2 separate regions of the Homo sapiens genome follow, and region 1 is linked to region 2. A link is an interaction called in ENCODE POLR2A ChIA-PET data of the cell type or tissue named here. Cell type or tissue: Panc1. All regions are shown on one strand. Region 1 has its middle 27 kb from the start of RCC2. Region 2 has its middle 12 kb from the start of LINC02783.

Region 1 (4,000 bases), 290 kb after region 2:
CACTGCACTCAAAAATGGGCAACAAGAGAAAACTCCATCTCAAAAAAAAAAAAAAAAGAGAACAGGCACAGGTAGAGATGATTAAATAGCAGTGAGCGCTCGGAATCTTGAGGAAGAGAGAAGGAAGGTGGGTAGGGCGTGTACCCATCTTAGATTCTTTGGCTGGGACCCTATTCATTAGACTAACAAAAGACAGATTGGCAAGAGAAAAATAAACAGAAGTTGATTATGACACTTGTACATGGGAGTACTCAGAGGTAAGTGACTCAAGAGGGTGGTTAGAACTGGGGTTTATGTAGCAACTTAACAAAAGAAGAATACATTTTAGTGAAGTGAAAAGACGAAGGGAAAGCACTAGGGCAGCAAATCGTGAGAGGGTCAATATATGGGGGATGAATGGAAGATGGGAGCTAGGAGTGGAGTCGGTTAAGTCTACTCCTCTGGGCCCCAGGAAGTTTAGGGTCTGGAGGTGTCTCTGGGATCAACTTTTGTCCTTCCTGGTGGTTTTTTTTGCGGGGTGGGCACATTTATAAATTTATGTCTTGCTTTTTGGCAGCTACGGGAAGGGCAGAGAGCTTTTCTTCTTCTTTTTTTTTTTTTTTTTTTTGAGACGGAATCTTGCTCTTGTTGCCCAGGCTGGAGTGCAATGGTGCAATCTCAGCTCACTGCAACCTCCACCTCTCGGGTTCAAGCAGTTCGCCTGCCTCAGCCTCCCGAGTAGCTGGGATTACAGACCTGTGCCACCACGCCCGGCACATATTTGTATTTTTAGTAGAGATGGGTTTTCACCATGTTGGCCAGGCGGGTCTCTAACTCCTGACTTCCTGATCCACCCGCCTCGGCCTCCCAAAGTGCTGGGATTACAGGCGTGAGCCACCACACCTGGCCTGTGCCTGTTCTTATACTGTCCCTGGCCAAGCCTCTCATACATCATGAGCCACTGCGCCTGGCCTGCTTTTCTTTCTTTTTCTTTCTTTCTTTCTTTTTTTTTTTTTTTTTGAGATGAGTTTTGCTCTTGTTGCCCACGCTGGAGTGCAATGGTGCTATCTCGGCTCACTGCAACCTTCTCCTCCAGGGTTCAAGCGATTCTCCTACCTCAGCCTCTCGAGTAGCTGGGATTACAGGCACGTGCCACCACGCCCGGCTAATTTTGTATTTTTAGTAGAGACGGGATTACTCCATGTTGGTCAGGCTGGTCTCAAACTCCTGACCTCAGGTGATCCACCCGCCTTGGTCTCCCAAAGTGCTGGGATTACAGGTGGGAGCCACCGACCCTGGCAGAGAGAGCTTTTCTTCTATCTGCTTCTTCTCAGTTGCTTTCAGCTCAACAGGATCCTCATTGCAAAGTGGCATGTTTTGGGCTATTGTATCTGTCAACCTTCAGAGGAATCTGAGAGGCGGGGCCCAGAACAGGTGGGTGGGATTCGGGAGGGAAAGTGGATTTGCTCAGGTACAGGGGTAGGGAGCGCTGTCCCGTCTTCAAGATGTCATCCCCTGCCTTGCTGGAATCTTCCCCACACTGTTCCTGACTCAGGGGCCCAGTCCAGTCTTTTTTTTTTTTTTCTTTGGGACAGAGTCTTGCTCTGTCACTTAGCCTGGAGTGCAGTGTCATGATCTCCACTTACTGCAACCTCTGCCTCCAAGGTTCAGGCAATTCTCATGCCTCAGCCTCCCAAGCAGCTGGGACTACAGGTGTGCACCACCACGCCCAGCTAATTGTTGTATTTTTAAGTAGAGATGGAGTTTCGCCATGTTGGCCAGGCTGGTCTCGAACTTCTGACCTTAGATGATCTGCCTGCCTTGGCCTCCCAAAGTGCTGGGATTATAGGCATGGGCCACTGCACCTGGCCCTGGCTCCCATTTCTGAGCTACATTGAGCTACTGAACTTCTGTGCCTTATTTTCCCCTTCTGTAAAATGGGAATAACAAATTCTTGACCTCAGTCTTCTTCTAAGTATTAAATAATTTTTTTTTTTATTTTTAAATTTTTGCCAGGTGCAGTGGCTCACGCCTGTAATCCTAACACTTTGGGAGGCAGAGGCAGGTGGATCACCTGAAGACGCAAGATCGAGATCAGCCTGGCCAACATGGTGAAATCCCGTCTCTACTAAAAATACAAAAATTAGCTGGGTGTGGTGGTGCACACCTGTAATCCCAGCTACTTGGGAGGCTGAGGCAGGATAATTGCTTGAACCCGGGAGGTGGAGGTTGCACTGAGCTGAGATCCCGCCACTGCACTCCAGCCTGGGCAATAGAGTGAGACTCCATCTCAAATAATAATAATAATAATAATAGTAAATAATAATAATAATTTTTCAAGAATAGAGACGGGGTTTCTTCATGTTGCCCAGGCTAGTCTCGAACTCCTGAGCTCAAGCAATCCACCCGCCTCAGCCTCCCAAACTGATGAGACTACAGGCATCAGCCACCATGCCTGGCTTTAAGTATTAAGTAATATCTGTAATGCACTTCTCAGGCAGCCTGCCTGGCACACAAGAACCCATTCATGTGTCCCTTTGTAAATTCCATAACCAGCTCCTCCAACCTGTGAGAAAACTTGCCAACCGTACTCTCAAAGCAGATATGTTGGGTTTTCCTGGCATCTTGTGAGCACACTTTATTGTAAAAAAACAAAAACAGAATGCCTCTGCTATGTTACATACTGATATGACATTTCTTCTTCTTCTTTTTTTTTTTTTTTGAGACAGAGGGACTCACACTCTGTTGCCCAGGCTGGAGTGCAGTGGTACAATCTCCGCTCACTACAATCTCTGCCTCCTAGGTTCAAGTGATTCTCCTGCCTCAGCCTCTCGAGTAGCTGGTATTACAGGCGTGCATCACCACGCCCGGCTAATTTTTTGTATTTTTAGTAGAGACAGGGTCTCACCAGGTTGTCCATCCTGGTCTCGAACTCCTGACTTCAGGTGATCCACCCGCCTCAGCCTCCCAAGGGCTGGGATTACAGGCATGAGCCACCATGCCCGGCCTTGTTTCTTCATTCTTTTAAATGTTGAGGCATGATTTACTCATAAAATGCGTGCACACATTTTAAGTGTACAGTTCATGATTCATTTTTTTTTTTTTTTGACACAGGGTCTCTCTCTGCTGCCCAGGCTGGAGTGCAGTGGCGTGATCTCCGCTCACCACAGCCTTCACCTCCCAGGTTCAAGCGATTCTTCTGCCTCAGCCTCCCCAGTAGCTGGAACTACAGGCATGCCCCCACCATGCTCAGCTAATTTCTGTATTTTTAATAGAGATGGGGTTTCACCATGTTGGCCACTCTGGTCTCGAACTCCTGACCGCAAATGACCTGCCCGCCTCAGCCTCCCACAGTGCTGGGATCTCAGGCATAAGCCACCACGCTCTGCCATGACTCTTGAGAAATATGAGCATTCATCTAACTGTCATATGTGGAGCATGTCCAGGACCCAAGGGTGTTTCCTCCAGCTCCTTTGCTATCTCTCTTCTCCCACCCTCTTCCCCTGGGCAACCTCTGTTCTGATTTCTATCACTATGGCTCAGTTTTGCCTGTCCTAAAACTTTATTTATTTATTTATTTATTTTGAGGCAGAGTCTCACTCTGTCACCTAGGCTGGAGTGCAGTGGCACTATCTCAGCTCACTGCAACCTCCGCCTCCCAGGTTCAAGCAATTCTCCTGCCTCAGCCTCCTGAGCAGCTGGGATTACAGGTACGCGTCACAATGCCTAGCTATTTTTTGTATCTTTTGGTAGAGACCGGGTTTCACCATGTTGGCCATGCTGGTCTCTAACTCCTGAGCTCAAGTGACCCACCCACCTTGGCCTCTCAAAATGCTGGGATTACAGGCATGAGCCACTGTGCCTGCCCTTATTTATTTTTTTGAGATAGGATCTCACTGTCTCACTATCTGCCCAGGCTGGAGTGCAGTGGCATGACCTCGACTTACTGCAACCTCTGCCTCCCGGGTTCAAGCCGTTCTCATGCCTCAGCCTCCAGGATAGTTGGGATTACAGGCATGTG
Region 2 (4,000 bases):
ATGCCAAGCATGTGTATTTTTGACTCTTTGATTCACTGCCATATTTTAGCACCTAAAACAGAGCCTGGCACACAGTAGCCACTTAAATATTTGGATGAACAAAATTAATGAGCCAGCAATGACAATAATTGGAAATGGACTGGAATAAATTATCTAGCTGAAAAACATATATTGTGAGAGTGGATGAAAAAGCAAAACTTTGTACTAGAGTAAAATATAAAATCAGGCCGAGTGTGGTGGCTCATGCCTGTAATCCCAGCACTTTGGGAGGCTGAGGCAGGTGGATCACTTGAGGTCAGGAGTTTGAGGCCAGCCTGGCCAACATGGTGAAACCCCGTCTCTACTTAAAAAATACAAAAATTAGCTGGGCATGGTGGCACATGCCTGTAATCCCAGCTACTCAGGAGGCTGAAACAGGAGAATCGCTTGAACCTGGGAGGTAGAGGTTGCAGTGAGCCAAGATTGCACCACTGCACTCCAGCCTGGGTGACAGAGTGAAACTGTCTCAAAAAAACTATATATATATATATATATATATATATATATATATATATATATATATACACGCAAATATACAATCATAGGAAGTAGAGAAGCAAAAGAATAGGAAAAGACATACCAAAAAAAAAAAAAAAAAAAGCCAACCCAAAGGAACTAGGTTCAGCTTTAATAAACGTGGATAAGATGGGCTTTAAAGTAAAAACGTTGTGAGGAAACAAGGGAGTTACCATATAATCTTAAAAGGTTCAATACATTGGAATACTGAAACAATTATGAACTTGTATGATCTAATAACATAAGTTCAGAATATATAAAGCTGGGTTTCCTGGGTTTTCTTTTTGCCTCACATATCCCAAATTGGAGAGGCAGCAACCCCAAAACATGAAGGGATGCAGACAAATAAGCCCCAAGAAAAGCTGGCTCTTTCTAGCCAAAGGACCAGGAAGAAGCAGCTGAGAAAGACAAACTTTCAGATGATAACTGCTCTACTCCAGCCAAACACTACAGAAAAAACTGTGACCTTAGCCTTACCTTTCCAGGGAAGGCTGAGTGGAAAACTTTGACTTCCACCTTTTCCAGACTACAAAGAGATGCCTCAACTTTTCAGCTGTGGTGACGTCAGAGAAGGCCGAGGAGCTGGACTTTGATTCTCACTGGGTGATAATGAATACCTTCATACTCTGTAATATCAGTAGACCATGCGGTCTGATGTCCGCATGTAGAGGGGCCTGATCGTCCACCTCTACACTGCAGCAATGAGGGGCTGACTGAGGTGGTAGCAGAGGAGCCCTAGAATTGCATCAGGGCTTTCACTACTGTCCAGTAGTAATGAGGATAACCTCCACTTCCATGTCAACAGTAGAGGCCATATGGGGAGCAGCAACAGGGCACCCCTGTCCCTCTAAGCCTAGTGGGGAGCCTGAGCTCTCACTTTCACTCAACAGTAATCAGAAAGCCCTCCCCACCAGATGTCAACAGAAGCTGAATGGGGAACCTGAACTTCCACTTCCTCCTGGCAGGAATGAGATGGCGCCTCTCTTTTCCCACTAGAGCAGTGTCAGAGAAGGCCTGCTATAACACAGGGTTTCAATAAGATCCAGAGTTTTATAACATAACACCCAAATGTTCAGATTTCAATAGAAAATCATTTGTCATACCAAGAACTAGGAAAATCTCAAGTTGAATGAGAAAAGACAATCAATAGACATCAACACTGAGATGACACAGATGTTAGGATGTTAGAATTATCTGACAAAGGTTTTAAAGCAGCTATCATAAAAATGCTTCAAAGAGCCATTGTAAACACGCTTGAAATAAATGAAAAGGTAGAAAAGCTCGGCAAAGAATAGAAGACACAAAGAACCAAATGGAAATTTTAGAACTTAAAATACAATAACTAAAATTAAAACTTAATGGATAGGCTCAACAACAGAATGAAGACAACACAGGAATTAATCAACAAACTTGAAAATAGAACAATATAATTACTCAATCTGAACAATAGACAAAAAATAGACTGGAAAAAAACTGAACAGAACTTCAGGGACCTGTGGTTAATAATAAAATGACCTCAGGTTTGTTATATAGATAAACTCATGTCAAGGAAAAAAGTAATAATAAAACAATCTAACATTCAGCCACTGGAGTCACAGAAGTAGAGGAGAAAGAGGATGGGGCTGAAAAAGCACTCAAAGAAATAATGGAAAAATTTCCCAAATTTGGCGAAAGACATGAACATACAGATTTAAGAGCTGAGTCACTCCAAACAAGGTAAGCCCAAATAAATTTATTCCAAGACAAATTATAGTCAAACTTCTGAAAAATAAAGCCAAATAAAATCTTGAAAGTAGTAAGGGAGAAATAACATCTTACTTATGGAGAAAACAATTTGATAGACTGAAGATTTGTCATCAGAAACCGTGGAAGACAGAAGAATGTGGCATAACATTTTTCAAATAATGAAAGAAAAGAATCATTAACCTAGAATTCTACCCTCAGCAAAATTATATTTCAGGAATGCAGATACACTCAGATGAGAGAAAATTAGATTTTGTCACCATAAACCTACCCTATCATTTCCTTTAAGCAGAGAGGAAATGATAAAAGAAGAAAATTTGAAACATTAGGAATGGAAGAAAGACAATAGAAAGAGCAAAATTATGATAAACACAATAAACTTTCTTCTCCTAAGCTGTCTAAATTATGTTTGATGGTTGAAGCAAAAATCGTAACACCGTCTGATGTGATTTTGAATGTATGTAGATAAAATATTTAAGACAATTATAAATGGGGAAAAAACAATGTAAAGAGAGACAAGTTTTCCATACTTCACTCAAACTGTTAAGATGATAATACCAGTAGATTATGTTCAGTTATGTATATATAATGTAATACCTAGAGAAACCACTAAAAAAAGTATACAAAGAGATACACTAAAAAACACTATAGATGATTAAAATATTATAAAAAATAGTTCCAGTAACCCACAAGAAGGTAGGAAAAAGAAAACAGAGAAACAAAGCAAAATGGCAGGTCTAAGCTCTAACATACAAATGATTACCTTAAATGTAAATGGTCTATATAAACTAATTAGAAGATGGAAATTGGTAAAGTGGATAAATATTACCACACTAACTATATGCTGTCTACGAGAAACTCACTTCAAACATAATGATATAAGTAAGTTTAACACAAAAGGATGGAAAAAGATATACCATGTCAACATTAATTGAAAAACAGCAGGAGTGGCTGTATTAATATCAGATAACATAGACTTTAGAGCAAATAAATTACCAGGGATAGAGAGAGCCATTACATATGATAAGAGTCAATTCACCAAGAAAATACAGAAATCTTAAATGTGTATGCACCAAACAATGGGGCTACAAAATATATGAAGTAAAAACCGATAAAACTGAGAAGAGAAATAAACACATTTACAATTATAGTTGAAGGCTTTAATACTCTTTCAACAATTGATAGAACAATTAGACAGAAACCAGCAAAGTTACAGAACTCAACAAACACTGTCAACCAACAGTATCTACTCAACATTTTGTATCAGCTCATCCAACCCAAGTAGAACACACATTCTTTTTCAAAAACCTGTGGGACATAAACCAAAATTGACCACATCCTTGGTCATATAACAAATCTCAAAAAATTTAAAAGAATTGACATTGTAGAGGGTGATCTCTGACCCCAATGGAATTAAAATAAAAATCAGTGACAGGAAAATTTCCAAATACTTAAAAACTAAACAGCACACTTCTAAATAATACATAGGTCAAAAAAGAAGTCTCAAGGAAAATAAAAATACAACATATCCAAATTTATGGAACACAGCAAGTTCTGAGAAGGAAATCTAAATCACTAAACAGTTACATTAGAAAAAAGAAAAAGCTTCAAATTGATACTCTAAGCTCCCACCTTAAGTAATTAGAAAAAGAAGAGTAAAAGAAACCAAAAGCAGCCAGAAGGAAGAAAATAATGAAGATAA

What was found. ChIA-PET counts read pairs that join two places held together with the same protein. Peaks named below come from ENCODE experiments on the same cell type or tissue, not always from the same donor. Only the 100,000 strongest peaks of a DNase experiment are listed, where the experiment ranks them.
Region 1: POLR2A ChIA-PET joins it to region 2 with 16 read pairs; 2 of 35 experiments call an interaction of 5 or more read pairs at or near these places.

The regions. Positions count from the first base shown.
Region 1 is chr1:17,465,144-17,469,143 of GRCh38, forward strand. No RefSeq gene overlaps it. Among named protein-coding and RNA genes, the nearest start is that of RCC2, 27 kb to the left of the region's middle. RefSeq lists enhancers at 2,810-3,465, 3,466-4,000. In Panc1, no CTCF peak of the experiment used is centred here; no DNase peak of the experiment used is centred here.
Region 2 is chr1:17,175,392-17,179,391 of GRCh38, forward strand. No RefSeq gene overlaps it. Among named protein-coding and RNA genes, the nearest start is that of LINC02783, 12 kb to the right of the region's middle. In Panc1, no CTCF peak of the experiment used is centred here; no DNase peak of the experiment used is centred here; H3K27ac peaks cover 3,372 bases.